Linked DNA regions of Homo sapiens: region 2 is linked to region 1. A link is an interaction called in ENCODE POLR2A ChIA-PET data of the cell type or tissue named here. Cell type or tissue: IMR-90. All regions are shown on one strand. Links, peaks and the distances in the headings refer to the core of each region. The heading gives the core; the rest is flanking DNA.

Evidence for each region. Peaks named below come from ENCODE experiments on the same cell type or tissue, not always from the same donor. Only the 100,000 strongest peaks of a DNase experiment are listed, where the experiment ranks them.
Region 2: POLR2A ChIA-PET joins it to region 1 with 10 read pairs; 4 of 35 experiments call an interaction of 5 or more read pairs at or near these places.

The regions. Positions count from the first base shown.
Region 1 is chr11:78,779,836-78,788,923 of GRCh38, forward strand. TENM4 (teneurin transmembrane protein 4) reads right to left here. Exons shown (of 34, transcript NM_001098816.3): 16 at 7,063-7,248. Among named protein-coding and RNA genes, the nearest start is that of NARS2, 210 kb to the left of the region's middle. In IMR-90, for the core only: no CTCF peak of the experiment used is centred there; a DNase peak (open chromatin) is centred at 5,046; H3K27ac peaks cover 2,888 bases.
Region 2 is chr11:78,701,088-78,710,175 of GRCh38, forward strand. TENM4 (teneurin transmembrane protein 4) reads right to left here. Exons shown (of 34, transcript NM_001098816.3): 27 at 7,274-7,428; 28 at 439-1,316. Among named protein-coding and RNA genes, the nearest start is that of NARS2, 130 kb to the left of the region's middle. In IMR-90, for the core only: no CTCF peak of the experiment used is centred there; no DNase peak of the experiment used is centred there.

The DNA.
Region 1 (9,088 bases), core at 785-8,784:
TTCTTACTCTCTTCATAAAAAACCATAAATTATATTTTTTCAATTCTCTGGATAGAACAGATATTGTTGTTCATCACTATATATTAGCCTCAAAGACTAGTGGATGAGAGGCTGTGTTCTTAGTTCAGGTATCCGTGTGGTCTCTGGTTCAAGATGAAATATGCTTCTGGAGCCTGCACAGCCAAGTGGAAAATTGGGAAGAGGAAATTTTAACTGAGGCTACATGCTTTTCTTCATTCTTACAGATGTCGTGGAGTCCATGAGATGCAGGATACAAGATAGGAACATGAAAGAGAGTACTTATTAAGTAGGGGTGAGTAAACAAAGCTATGGAATGCCAAACAATGAAAAATGGGGACAGCCCACACGAAAAATGGCCTAGGAAATACCTCTGGCTAAAGGGAAATCTTTCTTGATTCTTGGCTTATCTGTCACTTTAGTCTTAGTCAAGCTAATTTATCTAATTTTGCAAAGTGGTCTAAAATTTCTTATATCTCATCTCCCAGGATATGCTATCAAAGGGCATGAATACATAGAATCACCTGGCTCTTGTGGTTTTGTTAGCTTTCTTATCTGCAGAATTTTTTGGAGGGTCCCAATTATAAGTTCTTATAATAACTCTGAATCCAGTTATAGAAGAGGTGTAGTGAGCCTAGATTTTTTTTTCCCAGGGATGGCTAGGCTGGATGAGATGCCATCACTGGGATCCAAGTGGTCATAGCTTCCACCGTGAGGGAGTTCTCTGATGAAAAAAACTTTCCTGATTGTCTCCAAACTTAATGGTAGTATAGTGGTTCTGGTGGTGAGTGAAGCTTATATCCATTCTACAGGATAATCTCCCCAGGGCCAGGGGCTGACTTAAGAGAGCTCTCTCTCTTCTAATGCCATTTCATTTTCAAGAACCACATAACCATGAAGAGCACTATTAAGTGAAAATATGTTTTTGATACCTTTAAAAATTCTTACTAATTTCTCCAGACCACAGGTAGGAAAGAAAATCAGTGGAAATGATGGAGGCAGGCTCAGGTTACCATCAGCACTGTGAGTTTTCAGGAGACAAAAGTAGACATTCAAAACTTCAAATCCTGACTCCACAAATCAAAAGGGATTCCTTTGCTACAAAGAGCCCCCGAGCCACACTGTGAATCCAAAAGCTGGTAACAGCCAGTTAATACCAAGTCCATGAGTTTTCCGGGAATGGAATGGAGCTTCCTTGTCTCTGGCTATTGAAAATGGGAGTGACAAATGGGTCTTTGAACTTTACTGCCATTTATTTATAAAAGGCATATGCGGAAGTCCATACTGTGGTTGCTTTTATTGTTTGAAAACCTTGGCACATATGCTGTTGAGTACAGTTGTTTAAAAATTCATGATTTTAAAGTACCAACTTTTAGAAAAGATGATGCAAGCTTTGCATTATGAAAGGTGGATTCAGGACTTCATCAATTCCTGCATCTTTCTCTTCAGAACTTCAGGATGAAGATGATGGCAGTAGGCATCTTTTCTCTTGGGCAACGCTTGTTTCTTTGGCATTGTACAAATGTTTCTCATACTCCTACTATGTTCCTATCTCTGTGTGAAAAGCCGGAGATAATAAAGGTACTATAGCTATTTATGCTACAGACTGAGCTTTTGGCATGAGGTTGGTCTGCACGGTCTTAGCTCTCTTTGGCCTTTCTCTGATCACCAACATAAAACTTCTTTCCTTGACTTGCCTCTACCAACAGAGGTTTCCAAAAGTTTCTCTTGGGATAATCTTAAGAATCTTCAGGGGCCCCCTATCCAAAGTTATGGAGAACATGGCAAGAGGCTTTCCATTCTTACTCTCCAGGAGCCTCAGGGCAACTCGAACGGCTGCATCATTGGTACATGTTAGGCCACAAGAAACAAGGATCACTACAGCAGGTGATGGGTTGGCGGTTCTAGTCATCTGAACTTCTTTCGGATGGGTGACAAACCACCAAAGAGATGTTCTTGCTAAGCTCTTGGATACATCAGTGCTCTTCTCTCTTTGGATAAGTGGTCAGTGACACCCACACTGAGAGAAATTCAAAGCCAGATTCCCACCCCACCACGTGTGGGCTGAAGTCTCCCAGGATCATCAGCAAATTAAACTTGTGCTCTGATAACTTGAGGTAGATCCCTGTACATTTTCTCTTTCTCCTTGTCAGCATCTGTCTTGTCAAACCACAGGTCCTGTTGTGAGTGAATGCTTTCAGGAGGGATAACCATAGCGTTATCACAGGGTCCTATACCTCATGAGTGATTTGTGGGCTCTTGGTTAAGGATTTTCTGATTATGAAAAAGAAATCTGATAGCTATCATTCAAAAGCAAACAAAGGGCCAGGTGTGGTGGCTCGTGCCTGTAGTCCCAGCACTTTGGGAGGCTGAAGCCGGTGGATCACTTGAGGTCAGGAGTTGTTAGAGACCAGCCTGGTCAACATGGTGAAACCCCGTCACTACTAAAAATACAAAAATTAGGCCAGGCGTGGTGGCTTATGCCTGTAATCCCAGTACTTTGGGAGGCCGAGGCAGGTGGATCACCTGAGGTCAGGAGTTTGAGATCAGCGTGACCAACATGGAGAAACTCTGTCTCTACTAAAACTACAAAATTAGCCAGGTGTGGTGGCGGGCGTCTGTGATCCCGGCTACTTGGGAGGCTGAGGCAGGAGAATCACTTGAACCCGGGAGGCAGAGGTTGCGGTCAGCCGAGGTCGTGCCACTGCACTCCAGGATGGGCAACAAGAGTGAAACTCCATCTCAAAAAAACAAAAAACAAAAATTAGCTGGTGTGGTGGTGCACACCTATAGTCCCACCTACTCGGGAGGCTGAGGCAGAAGAATTGCTTGAACCTGGGAGGCGGAAGTTTCAGTGATCCGAGGTGGTGCCACTGTACTCCAGCATGCGCAACAGAGTGAGACTCTGTCTTTTTTTTTAAAAAAAAAAAAACTGGACAAAGCACGGAAGATTTTGTGGCTTTTCTTTATAATTTCTCTTCATTGGGAAGTCTGGTTTTACTCACACAAGTAATTGCATCTTCAGGGTATCATTTTGATCTTTACCCCCAGAGGAAGCTTTTGTTTAAAAATCAGGACTTCTAGGATTGGACAGCTCTCCTGAAGTCTGGTAAATAATTCTGTATATGTGGTATCTTGAACAATCACAGCTTTAGAGTCAAGCTGGAATTTTATTAATGTAATCAGAAGCTGGCATTTTCTACAGGTGTTTTCTTTACTTTAGAGACAAGGGGCACTGAGGTAAATAGAAAAACCATGATAGAATTGATCCAAAATGTTAGTAGTGTTTTCAAAGAAATAGGAAAAAAATTAAACGCCTTGTTAAATTTAACTACGATTTTCAGCTTTCTCAAAGGAAATCAGAGGTCAAGCACCAGACTTCATGGATCCATAAAACTCCTTGAAAAGATCCAAAAATATGCACTTGGTGACTCTCTGTCAATCATATACTTGAGAAACAGATCCAAATCAATCCATCTTAGCCTGACTTCTGGACTAGGAAAACTGGGTTTCATATATGCAAGTGGGAGTATTAGTGCCATGTAAGTAACAGTAAAAATGAAGAATCCCTTTTTCTTCATGAGATATTTTTAGGAGCAGGTGACTCACTTTTGGGCTGATGGGTGTGCAGTTCTGTGGGCAGTGGAGGAGGGGGATGAACTTCTGTCACCCTTGGGGACCTACTCCAGCCACTCCATTCTGTGATTCATGGATAGAGAAACTAAAGCCTCAGGCAACTGCGTGGTCTGGCCCTGGTGCTTTTACCAAAGACCCTTCTTCAAGATGCAAAGAGACAGGTGATTCCTAACATAAGGAATTAGGATTGAATGTGAAATATTTTTGCTGTTTGACAAAAATACTGTCATTGAAGAGGATGCCACTGTCAAATTCCCTTTCATTCTGAAAACCAACCTCTCTTGAGAAGAATCATGTAGCTTCCATGAAAGATAAGGTGAGCCAAAGGCTCCAAAAGAAGATATTTAATTCCTACTATAATAATCTGCTCTGGGAAATGTCACTGGGGTAAAAAGGCTCTTAACGCTGGGGACTTGGCCATAAGGGGCCCAGATTTGTCTTGTTCTTTAAATTCTGTATTCCTGCTGTAAGGTCATCAAGCCATTCCTTCCTGTTTACGCAGGTCGGCAGTATGTAAATAAACAGGCCCTCTTTTTTTGCTTCCACTGCCTAGAGGTCTCGAAATCAGTGTCATGGATACCAGCTCTTTCTCTGGTATGGGAAATAACTATTGCAGCTAGGAGCTAGCTACACGATAATGACCTATTGTATGATAATGAAATCTGATAACAAGAGAAAATTTAACACTTTGAATTTCTAACTTTTCACATCAGCAGTTTTTTTCTTTTCCTAAATGACTCTCACAGGGAGTAAAGTTCTCTGGAAACAAGGAAATGCTTCTTGTTACCATCAAAGACTAAAAATGGATTTCCCCTTCTCATTTCTATTTCAACAAGAAAAGGATGGGACCATTGTTTCTCTACTTTGCCTCCCCTCCCCCTTCCCTTATATCCTACAGGGTTATTGAAGTGTTCCTTCAGCACGAGGGTGGTGAGTTTCTCATGGGGACGCAGCTGGCCACGGGCAGAGACCCACAGAGAGAAGGTTACCATGCAGGAAAATTAGACAAGGACGAAGAAAATGCTCACCACACAATGAGAGGTATTAATAGAATTCCCAGCCAAAGTCCTTTCAGCTGAGCCACTATGACTAGTCTATTGCTTCTTCAATGTCCTATGACATTTCTTTGGTATTTAGGACCGTCAACCTTATTCTTATATTGTGCACATTTACTTTGATGTATTTCTTATCTGGAGGGGAAAAGGTATCTGCATCCCCAAGGTGGAATCTGTTCTAGAAGAGCGACAACAGAGCATACAGGGGAGGTAGAAGTGGATGGTTTGACTTCTTGGCATCAAAATAAAAGGGACATTCTTAAGGCCAGGCTGATGAATATCCAGAAAACACTGCCTGTAAAACAGCCTGCCCACAAGCCCCAACATGAGTCATGTGTGACTAGACGAAGGGAGAGGTTCCCTAAGATGAGATGCGTTTATCTTATAACATTTTTGTCCAACATTTGCAAACGTTTTGGAGTTTGGTAAGATGAGCTGAGGACTCTGTAAGCAAGAGACAGCAAACAGAATGGGCCCTCTCTGGGCTCTGGTTTTTTTGTTTCTGTTTTTGTTTTTTTTTTTTGTTTTTGTTTTTTAGATAGGTGTGGGCTTTCTTCTGGGCTGGGAGGTTGAAAGGTTGGTTCATCCTCAGTCATGCAGAAAAGGGAAGGTGAGGGGAAAGCAGAGTTTAAAGAAGAGGCCCCCTCAGATGACCAGGGCCACTTCTCACTAAGGGGTTTCCAGGACAAGTGTAAGGGAGGATGACACCGATATAAAGAAGCCATCAAGGTGCACACAGTAACATGACGCAGCACAACCTGCAGTGGCTGCCATTGTGATGGAGTGGCTCTGTTGAGGGTGGAGGCTGGGCAGATTAGGTGAGGGACTCTGAGTGCAGCTGCCACGACAGGGCACAGTCTCCAGGAGGGACAGGAGCAGATGCCTCAGTGGAAAACCAGGACTTTATCGTGCAAGGGCTGCAGAGTAAGCAGCTGGTAAGGAAAAATCGAGTGTCAAATTCCTGCTCTACCTCTTTGAAGTTCCGTGACCTTAAGCCTCAGGTCCTTGAAAATGAGGAAATAATACATACTGCTTCACAGGGTGATTGTAAGGAGGATAAAATAATGCAGCTAAAGTTCTTAGTGCAGCTCTCGGCACGTTGTGAATACTTAAAAATCAGAAGCCATTATTATTATTAATATTAATAAATGTAAGGTATTCCATGGCCAAAACCCAGGGATGTTGCAGGGGCAGGGACCAAGGATACAAACTAATGTTAGGCTTCAAAACAAAAACAATGAAGACTGAAAAAACCCTCAAGGGGTAAGAGGTAGCTCTGTTTGCTCAAAATTCCTTTGTCTCTCCAAAGCTGTGGGGCTTGTCTTCCAGTTTCTCTAAGACCCAAGAGGTCACTTTCTAAGCCAGAAAGGTACCTGGAATCCTGCCTTCTAAAGCCATGTGCTCACCATCTGATCACAGACCCTTCATTTAAAAAAAAAACCAAAAAACAAAAAACAAAAACGGAAGGGGAAGAAGCTAAAACACACATATATACACAAACCGGTTGATTCAATAAAGAGCTTTTGGTGAGTGCTCATTCCAGGATAATAAACCAAGCAAAACGTCTGGCTGAGTTTAAAATCAACAAAACCGGCAGGAAAGGCAGAAGGAAGGGAACGAAGTGATCAGCTTGTTTTCAGAGCTGCTTCAGCAGGAGCTGGTGCCGAGGAGACCCCAAGGGAGGGGAAAGGAGACAAATGCAGACAGGATGGAAGCTGAGGACGGGGGAAGATCCCAGGCCTAATGGACTCCAGATGTGGCCTTAGGGCCTGTGGGGAGCTCTCCCCAGGATTCCAGACCTCTTGGGGAATTCTGACCTAGGAGCCCAGTGGGCATGGAGGGCTCAGAGCTAAGCCCCAGCCATCCCAGCAAGATAATGCATTGGATAATAATGGCTGCATGTACTGGGCACTCCACTGTATGCCAGCCTTTGCTAAGGTCTTCACATGTATTATTATCCCCATCTTACGAGTGAGGAAACTGAGGCTCAGAAAGTTGACGGGGCTTGCCCATAGCTGCTAAGAAGTGCTCATCTGCCTCATTCCTCAACACAGAGCTCCCTGACACAGATCCATACCGCATGTAGCCTTGGAGGAGCTAAAGAGCAAGGTGTGCTAACCAGCTAACCAGGACATGGGAAATGGAAATTGGGAGTAATAAGGTTGAAAATACCAAATCGTGAGTTTAAATCCAACCGATGGCTAGGAAATGCCAGTCATAATACCTCCAGATGAAAGGACTTTCTTCCCCATCCCCACATGCGATGAGGGCCCAGGCTGGCCCTGAAATGCCCCAACAGACAAAGATGTCCTGCAGACCAGAGAAGGTACCCGGGGACCTCGGCCCGCCATACCGATGGTGCAGTGTTCGCCATTCCAGCCAGGGCTGCACTCGCACTTGCCGTCGCGGCAGGTCCCATGCTCGGCACAGCGCGGGTGGCAGGCCCGCTGGTCGCAGGCTGCCCCCATCCAGCCATCCTCGCAGCGGCAGGTGCCCCCTACGCACACGCCATGGCCACCACAGTCGGCAGCACAGATCTCTGTGGGGAGGAGCAGAAGAAGGGAGGACACCAGGGCCAGGATGGGAGGCAGTGGCCAGAGGGGCAGGGGAGAGAGGAGAGAGAAAAACAACAAGTATTGAGCAAGTTATTGTTGGAAACCAAAGTCACACTTGGCTACATACCTGGGCTTCTGTGACAGATCAGGATTCCAGAGGCTCGCGAGACTAATCTCCGTGGACAATGACCCTCAGATGAGAACAATTCTCTGGGCAGAAGCCTGCCCTGTGCCTGTTTCCCCACCAAAAGAGGAAGGATTGTAGGGCTCTGCTCAATTTGCTTCTCCTTCTTGCCAACCTGTCCCTGCCTTTGTGCTTGCCCCTTCCAAAGGGGACCGGCATTCTGAACAGACATCAGGAAAAGTCAAATGTAATTAAAAACCAGTTATGTGTGAAAACAAAGTAAGGATGAGTCCCCTTCGCCCAATGAAGTGCTTGTGGTCTGGCTGGGCACGTGATGAGTTCTGGGGCCTGCATTTCATGACGGCCTGGACTCTGATTGAGGTTGGGGTGCGGGAGGGAGGCTGAACCCCAACCCCATGAGTATACTCTAGGTTGTTGTCCAAAACCTGCAGTTTGTTCTGAGCTTTTGCTGGGTTTATTCTCTTTCAGCTTCCTGCTTCCTCACCCCAACTCCAAGAACCATCTAAATGGGGTTTCAGATCCAAAGCAAATGGTTTGGAGGGGGGCCCTTCATAGCCAGAGTGGAGCTGCCCACCCTTCACAAAGGCACATCTGTGAGATGGTGCAAAACACACAGGGCCCGATTCACAAGCCCCTCAGGCTCCAGGCCAGCAACAGCTTCATGCTTACTGCAGGGAGCGGTGGTAAAGTCTTCCAAAATACAACTGCTCTTTAGGAAACAGGTTGAGCAACCATGTCCACTGAAGCTCTCTGCCAGGGCTCTGAGGGAGAGAGACTGACTTGATTCTCATGCCTCGTGGCCCCACATGCTTCAAATTCACATGAAAATCTCAATCCTTTTCATTTCTTTCAAACTAAATTAGCTGGCACCTCTGTCAAGGTGCATTTGCTCATCTCCCTTCCAAACTGCATGCTTAGTTTAGAAGCTGCTAATAATCTTAGCTACTTTGAAAAAGAAAAGAAAACAAAATTAGGTCTCAGAGGCTCAGACCTTCCTACCAATCTACAAGACAATGAATAAAATGTTTGAGAATTTAACAAATAGTACGAGTCCCCATGTATGTTGTGTTCCTGTGCCAGACATCCTGCCAAGCACATTACCTCAAAAGGGAGGTACTTATTACGTGCAGTAACACATCAGATTCTTCAGCTGTAAAGTGGGAAGGGACATCTCTGACCTGGAGCCAGGGACCTGGATCCTATGCCAGGCTCAGGAGCTTCTGAGCTGTGTGACCTGGGGCAGGTCCCTTGACTTCACTGAGCTACGGTTCCTGTCTGGAGAGTTCCTGGTCCTGTCAGACAGTTCCTTGTCTGGAGAGTGTGAGCTGCATGATGCTGCCTTGCAGCAGCCCTTTGCTGACCTAACTGGGCTCTGGCGAGCACCCAGTGAAGTGGATGACAAAAAGGCATGACAAAGATCAAGCAACTCAAGAAAGGTTTCCTGAATTGAGGTCAGCACAGTGAACTTCAGACAGGGAGTCTAGGAGGTTTGTGAGATCTATACCTGCTCAGCCACTAATCTACTGTGTGGCTTTGGGGAGGTCACTTCCTCTCTTCTGGGTGTCAGTTTCCTCATCTGTTGCAGGTGGAACCTAATGGTATTTAAGATCCCTTCAGGCTGTAAGAATGTGGGATTCTATGACAGAGCACCCTCCCTGTTAGACAGTGTAATCTACCCC
Region 2 (9,088 bases), core at 479-8,478, 79 kb before region 1:
GAGCTTCAATTATGTGGAAAATTCATCCACATGTGCCTGTTCCTTCTCCCCTTGCCACATTTGTGGACAGTGGTCATATGAAGATGCTAGCACTTCATCAGGTAAGTACTTTTCATCTACACCATCTCCCTGTGGTATGCTGGGCAGGTATCCACTGTATCCATTCTACAGATGTGGAAACTGAGGCCAATAGGGATTAAGTCCATGGTAGAGTGGGAACTGATGCCCAGCTCCTCTGACTCCAAAGCTTATGCCTTCTCCACTAGACCATTTCCTTCCTAGGAGAAATCATGTGGAATATGAACATGTAGAATGTATTATAAGTAATAGTTTTTATCCCAAATCCTGAATTAAAATAAAATACTCGATCAATTTACCTCCAATCCTACAATGAATTAATGAAACAAAATCATCAAATGGCCTTGTTTTAGTACTTACTCATAAAATGTTGTCCATCCGTTTTCATTGCTTTTGGTTGCCAGAAGGCCGGAATTGCCATGGTATGTCATCATGGCCAACTCGTGTCCTTGTGTGGTCACACTCTTGAGTGCACTGTTGGTGCCCATGGTCACCCAGTACACCTGGCCATCTGGGACCACCAGCCAGAGGGGCATCCCAGTAGAGTCTCGGCGGACATTTACCATGTTGCCATTGTTGTCTGTGATGAGTGTGATGTCGCCGTCCCCAGTGTAGGTGAAGTTGTACAGGTAGTCTCCTGTGGGCAGGCTTTGGGTGTACAGGTGCTTGCCGGTGGTATCAAACAGATAGAGCTCCTGGTCAATTGGTGAAGACAGCTCATACATGTTCTGGGTGTTGAGGAAAGGCTTGTTCTTCCGGATAAACCGAATTCGGATGTTCCCAAGGTCGGCCACGTAGAGCTCCCCATCAGCACACACAGCCAAGGAAGATGGGGTATTTAACTTTGCATCCTTGGCATAACCATCGTCTCCAGAAAAACAATCACAGTTGGCATCATTTTTACAGTCACAGCCACTGGGGGCCCCAGCAACGAGTGAGATCTCTCCACTAGTGGTGACCTGCCTGATGCGGTTGATCTTTTTCTCATCAGTCTCAGCAATATACAGGACCCCATTGTGTGAAACAGCCAAAGCGGTGGCTGACTCCAGGGTTGCGTGGATGGCCACCTTGCTTAGCAGGAAGTGGTCAATGCCAGGGACCTGGCAGTGCATGGGCCTCCCGGCGACAATGCGCACCTGGTGGTTTTCAGAGATTTGCAGGACCACATTGTTGTCGAGGACATAAAGTGAGTTGTCCATTGGGTTGATGGCTAAGTCTGTGGGCCACTCCAGGTGAACCTGACAATGAAGACACCGATACTCAAATGACTGGCAAGATGCCCACCACTAATCCATCCCATAGCCCATGTAGCCCATAACAGTGTCCAAAGTGGCTTCATATACAGTCTTGCTTGATCCTCATGCAGCCTATCATCAACAATGAAGCGTCAGCCCCCTGATCACCGGGAAACCATGAAAGAGCTGCCACTGAGACATGTGATGGTCTCATTAGACTGACAAAACATGAAGAAGGAGTTAACAACAACAAAATAGTAGGCAAAAGGGTAGACTTTGGAGTCAAATAGGCCTGAGTTCAGAGCATAGTCCACTACTTATGACTGTGGGCAAGTTACTTTGCCTCTCTGAGCTTCAATAGTCACATATGGGAAATGGGAATGACAAGAGCACAGAGTCCCTGACCCACCATAACCCACCAAATAATGGCAGCTGATGTTCTAAGATGGGAGGGAAAGGCAGATGGAGTCTGGAGGCTGAAGTAGGAGTTGTTCAGAGGCTTAAGAAAGATTCTTCATACATGGTTGATATGATACATGTATGATTTCTCAATTCTTTGAGTTCATGGATTAACAGCTGGCTAGCTGCTAGAGACATAAAGACAAGCTAACCATGGCCTCTGTCTGTCATAGTTCTAGACCAGTGATTCTCAAATCTGGCCTCACATTCAAATTATCTGTGGCGATTTTAGAAAATAATGGTGGGAAAACCCCACCCTTGGTGGGTGAAATCAGATCCCTGGGCTTGGAGCTTGGGCATCGGCATTATTTTGAAAAGCTTCCTGAGTGATCCTGATGTGGGCTTGAGAATCATGACTGGATCCTTGCTCCTTATGTGTGGTCATCAGCATCAGCTCACCTAGGAGCTGAGCATAAACGCAGAATGACAGGCCTCCTCCAAACCTACTGAATCAGTATCTGCACTTAAGCAAAATCCCCAGGCGATTTCTGTGCACACTAAGGTTTATGAAGCCCTGCTCCAGACAGTGGTTCTAGTACCTCAGAGAACAGGTCCACCTGGAAAGGATTACTGAAGCTGGTTGTAGGAACTAGGAGTTCAGAAGTGCTGGGCCCCATGTGGAACCTCCTCTGAGCCAGGCTGGGAAACTGGCATAGGTCATGGTGAGTCTTCAAGTGGGCACCCAGGGGATTGTAGCTGGCATGGTCTGAGGGGAGGAGTGTTTTCTTCAGTGGACTTGAAGGCTGGATTGTTGGATCTATCACACTAGGAGGTATTGGCACTAAGGGGAACCCTTTGCCACCTGTGTCTCTAGGAGGTCCAGCCATGTTTTGTGTGGGCTGGAAGTGCCGACAGGTGCACCCTACTGCTGATTTTTCCACCCCACCTAAAAATTCACTGCCTTAGACTTCCTGAGCCCCCTACAAACCCTTGATATTTGGTCCAATCTGGGGTGCGCTTAAGCAAGTGTATACCTTTATTTTAATTTACTTATGTATGTATGTATGTGTATGACTGGGTCTCACTCTGTCACCCGGGCTGGAGTGAAGTGGTACAATCTTGACTCACTGCAGCCTCCACCTTCCAGGCTAAAGCGATCCTCCCACCTCAGCCTCCTGAGTAGCTGGTACTACAGGCATGTGCCACCACACACACACACACACACATATATATATACACACACACACACACACACACACACACACATATATATATAAATATATACATACATATACATATGTATGTGTGTGTGTCTATATATATATATACACGTGTATGTCTATGTGTATGTATGTGTGTCTATATATATATATATATATATATATATATATATATTTGTAGAGACAGGGCTTTGCTATATTACCCAGGCTGGTATCAAACTCCTGGGCTCAAGCAATTTGCCTACCGTGGCCTTCCGAAGTACAGGGATTACAGGTGTAAGCCACTGTGTTTGGCCTAAGTGTATGCTTTTAGATAAGAAGTTTTTCTTCCAGGAATTTACTTTTGTATACCATCGTCTATAAGAGTGTTTTTAATAATGATGAAGCCATTTTTAATAATGACAAAGACCGAGAACCAACTCAAATGCCCAACAACTGAGAACTGGCTAAATAATAGTACATTTAGTTTGCTCATAAATTGGAATACTGTGTGTAGTTGTTAAAAGTGATGTTATAGATGGATATTTAATGACATGGAGAAATGTTTGCTATGTATTAAGTAGAAAGAACAGGTTACAGAACTGTAAGCACAGTGGGATACCAATTGGGGAAAAATATAAGAAGTTTAGCTAGATTATAGATAAAGAGGAGATTAAGTGCTTGAGGGATGGCATATATATCAAAATGTTAACCATAGTAAGATTAAAGGTGATTTTAATTTCCTTCTTTGTGATTTCTAACTTCTTATATTTTCTACAATGTACATGTGGTAGTTTACCAATGTAAAAAGAAACCCCAATACATTATATACACACGAGTGAGGCCACCTCCATCTGTCCCTGCAGCTCAGGGACATTCTCAGGAGGGGGCAGGCCCTTTCTCAGTTCTTTAGAGCATGATCTTCCGGTCCTGCTTTCTAAAGTCTTCTTGTCCCCTTACTCCCAGCTCCCTCTGTCCCTGCAGAGCCAGGGAGCCTGCAAACTCGCCAGGGCCGCTGCCGGCCAGTGCTGCTGCTTCACACTCCCCTCGCTCTCTGGGCAGTGTCGTGGCAGCTTTTGGCTGCATCAGGAACACAGTTTGCTCTAAAGTGACAGGGGAATTTTCAATTTCTTAAAACCCACTTCTTGTCAACTCTGGCCGCTAAATATTTTATGCCTTCTGGTCCTGTGGCACCTTGGGGACCTGCTTGTGGAGACCTTTCTGCCTGTCGTTATGATGAAAAGATCGTTCCTTGATGGGAAGACTAGGGGGAGACAGAGTCAGTGGAGGGAGAGAGGAGAGGAAAGAGAGGAAGGAATGTAGAGCAAGTGCTTTCCTACACTTTCCCCTTATGCCATGTGCACAGAGGTGCCTGGGAAAGGAGAAGGGGCATTGCTCTTGGAGTCAGTCCTCACTCTGTCACACTGCCCGTGTGATGATCCTGCACCAGACCAACTACCTCAGCCTCTCTGGTTTCACCACCCTATTAGCGATGATCGTGCTGAGACTTGATTTCCCATCCCCAAAATGAATGGACTAGACTTGATAATTTCAGAGGTCTTGCAGCTCCCACGTTCTATGGTTCCAGTGTGGAATGGGACCCTCTTCCCTGTCCACCGGAACATTCTGTGCCTTTATTAAAGCACTTGGAGCTGGCTGCCTTGTTGCAGAGTGATTTTCTTGCAAAAATGGATTGTCAAATGAATGAACGAAGGAAGGAAGGACCAGCAAATGGCATAGAGGGAGTGAGAGATTGGGGTCAGGACACCTCACTTCCTATTCCAGTTCCACAATTGCTACATGTGTCACCTACCTCAAGTTTCTTAAACACTGAACATCTTTCTCTATATCTAAAAGGGGATAACACATATTACATAGGGTAGTTGTAAAGCTTAAATGAGACAATGTACAAGGAAGTTTTTTGTGGATTTTAAAGGGAACTAGTATTCACATCCTATTACTAGCTGCTGGGCACTGTACTAGACAATTTGTGTACATAATTTCATTAAAAAATTCATTTCCATATCTCTGATGGAACCTGGTACAGGGCTCTACATTTATAAATGCATTTGCATTCATCACACCTCAGTATTCTTATCTATAAAATGGGGGTAGATCAGCTCTACCCTATGAGACTATTGTGATAGCTAAGTAAGAAAAGAGAAGTTGTACTTATTCTGTACCCCCATTTCTAACAGAGCGCCTGGCCCATACTAAGTTCTTATTTTGGATCCTAAGCATAGAGTTATTCTCTGTCGGTGGTGGCCATCTCCACTTCTTAACAGGTTGCAACAACTTCCTTCTGTTCCTTCTCTGCTCTGTGCCTCTCTCTTTAGTTTCTTTTTGGGCCTGGGTTTGTCTCCTCCCAAAGGAGCTGGTCCAAGTTCCTTGGCTCTCGCCTTCTCACTCATGCCTCTGAGCTGTGTGCTCTCCCTTGCTTACCTCCCTGCTCCCCATGGGGCAGCGGAGTAGAGAGGAAGCTCTGAGAATGAAAGCCAGTGACACCTGCGCAAATGTGTCTGTAAAATAGATGCCAGTATTGGAGAGTTTGGTTAAAGAAAATCCCATGCTGACATTCAGACAAAGGTAGTGAGGGCCTTTAGAGATTTCAGTCCAGGATTTCTGAATCTAAGTGTGGGTTTTAGCATTTTTTTCCCCCTCCGCCATATGCCAGTTGTCTTCCAAGCCTTTGATCCGGCTGCTTGGCAGTACCTCTATCTAAAGTTAAACAATTTTCCGATGTGTGGACTGAAAATTTTCGGCACCCTGTGCTGGCTGGTTGAGGGCCCATTTTGAGAATTGAAAATACTTGTATGCACATCCTTAGGCCATGGCTTCCTGACGGGTAATTCAAGCTTGCTCACAGACTGGAGAGGGAAACTCACTAGCCAGCAAGGGTAAGCCTGCCAAAACTGCAAAGACGAGTGGCAGAGAACAGCATCCACTCTGGAGTGTAATAATCACATTAGCTGGTGCAGAGGGAAACCATCCCAGCATGCGATGGGGAGGTGACATGAGTGCTGGGACCTCCAGCAGCATCCACAAGGCTCTGTGGAAGGACTTAGCGATACATGTCAGTAACAGAGGTAGGCATGACCAGAAAGGCTGGAAGCAGGTGACACAGTCAGTGGAAAAGGGCCTGTGTGTGCAGGCTCCCCTAAAAATGAAGGGGTTTAAAAAGCTAAATGTTGCTGGAGCTGAAATCAATTTGCAATTTGATGTAACTCAATGCTCCTGATTTCCCAGGTTTTGGTAATGTTGGCAAGATTCAGCACAGGCCACTGATTCAGCATGGGCCTGGCCCAGCCAAAGGATCCAGCAACAAAGGACATACCCTTGCCAAGTCATCACAGGATGTACTAAGGACATGCTGGATAGCCAGTCACTTGTGTCTCTTTTTGACCTATAATGGGTTCCTGGTATCCACCTGCAAATGTGCAAACTCTTTGGCATGGTACAACAGGGTCCGTCCCTTCCTGGACCCAAACCATGCTTCTTGTTTTAACTGCGGCCACCTGCTTCCAAGCACCCTATGCTATGGTTTTCAATTTTCCACTATTCTTTGAGTGTACCAGCCTCATTAACATCTTTGTGCCTTTGCACATGCTGTTTCCTTTGTGTGAAATGTCTCCTTTTCTTTCTTGCCACTCAGCAAACCCCTATTCTATTCAACCTGTAAAACTTGCATAAATGTCACCTCTTGTGTGAAAGCAGGCACTCTAACTTTTGTTCATTCATCACCTCTGAAGGGCCAAGCAATGCTAGGAGTCGTGGATGCATTGTTTCATGTATCTTCAGGGTAATCCTACTGGGCCGATGTGAATTATTTCCATTTCACAGATATAAAAAGTGAGGCTCAAAAGAAAGTTACTGAGTGAGTGAGTGGCAAAAGCTAGGATTCAATCAATCGATTAATCAATCAGCAAGTATAGACTGTGCCCAAATTTGGGTAGCCAGGCACCCTGGTTACTGACAGCATTTCTGTCCTCACATAGCTTAGAAAGAGAACAGGCAATGTACAAATACCCATCAGTGTTACCAAAGAGGAAGTTCAGGTGGCAATGGATTTAATGTCACGTGGTGTAAAGCTCTGTCTATCCTACTCTGCTGCTGCTGAGGTTTCCTTAGGGAGATTTCTTCACTGTCCCCTGGGCTTCCACTTGTTACTCCTGATGGTGAACTCCCAGGACATGGCTGTATCTTACTTGTCTTTGTGTCCTTGGTGCTCATCACAGCCTGGCACCAAGTAGGTGCTCTTTAAAGGCTTATCAGTGCAAAGATGAATGGCCAGCAGGCTGGCTGGGTGGCAGATGAGAGGATGAGTGGGCAGTCCCAGGGCTTTGGTAGATGAAGCCATCTTACCTGGGAAATATCCATGACAGAATCACAGCTGAGTGGCCGGGCTGATGTGAGATCATTAGAGCCGAGCAGGGTGGAGATGATCCCATTCTGATCGATGCGTCTGATCATGGTGCCATCCACGAAGTAGATCAGCCCAAACTTGTCCACTGTAATGCCTGGGGGCAGAGAAGCCAAAACAGGAACTCAGCATCAGAGATGACAATGACCCGCACATTCCTGGAGCCTTGCTAACTGACAGAGCACCTCCTCTACATGATTGGGTTTGAGCCTCCCACAACCTTCATTCCTCTCTCAAAGAGGAGGAGTCTCAGGCTCAGAGGCCTTGAGTGACTTGTTCAAAGCAGGGATTAGAACTTTTTCAGATCTTCCAGGGCTCTGGTCCTCCCACCTTGCTGCCTCCTGAGATTTTAATCTATCCCCTTAGCCATCCACTAAACCTGGATTCATAACTTCTGGGGGTTTTTAAGCACTAGAGATACAGTGGTAAGGAGGATCTTTTTCAATATTAACACTGTGAATTATTTAAATTCACCTATTTCTGAAGCTCTGTAATTATAATAATTAGTTCCCCTTTTTGGTAACCATTTTTCTTTTCTTTCTTTTTCTTTCTTTTTTTTTTTTTTTAAAAAAAGAGTCTCGTTCTGTCACCCAGGCTGTAGTGCAGTGGCGCGATCTCGGCTCACTGCAACCTCTGCCTCCCAGGTTCAAGCAATTCTTCTGCCTTAGCCTCCCAGTTAGCTGGGACCACAGGCATGCGCCACCATGCCTGGCTAATTTTTTTTTTTTTTTTTTTAGTAGAGATGAGATTTCACCATGTTGGTCTTGAACTACTGACCTCAGGTGATCCACCCGCCTTGGCCTCCCAAAGTGCTAGGATTACAGGCGTGAGCCACCATGCCCGGCCCGTCCTTCATGCTTTTCTATTCTTATTATTTTAGTCTCACTGATCATTACAAAACTACGGAATCTGAATAGAATCCTATGGATTTGTGTAGAGAATATTGTTGAATTGAATTTCTAAAGGCAGCACACTGAGGAGAGGAGTCAGAATCATTACTCAACATCACCTGCTCCATTCACTAGACTGTCTCACCCTGTTAACTTTCTCCCTGACCCAACTTGTGTGACCTCGGGCAAGTCACTGAGCATCTCTGTGTTTGTCTTCCCAGCTGTCAAACAATGAGATTGCTCCAAATCTGTATTTCTCACTCTTGGATGTGTATGGGAATCCCCTGGGGAGTTTGCTAAACTGCACCCCCCAGGTAGCTGCTTCAAAATATCTCAAGTGGAGTCTGAGCTACTATCTGCATTTTTGACAAGCACCTTGGGTGATAATGACACAAACCAGAGTCTGAGAACCACTCCACTGTATCAGTACCTCTCAGCCTGTGATGTGCATCACAGGCACCTGAAGAGGTTTTTCAATATACACCTGCTGGCCTAACTCCTGGAAATACGAATTCAGCGGGTGGCTAGGACCAGGAACAGGGTGCTTTAATAGTGTACATGGGTGATAGTAATTTCCATCCCAGGTTCAGAATCGCAAGAATCAGACATAACCATGAACTGTCGTGGGATACAGATGAGACATGGCCCTGGGCAGCACCCAGTTTAGATGGAAAGGCACAGGAATGAATCAGTACCATGTGAGCAGCACAAGAAAGGACAGACTCAAGAGGGTCATGGTAAAATACAGGAGATTCTGGTCACTTTTGTTTCACTATGTTTTCTCTGGGGAAGGCAGTGGAAGAAGGGTCAGGAAGCCTTCACCAAGGTGGAGAGACTTGAATTATAAAATTTTCTGGTCGTATTAAC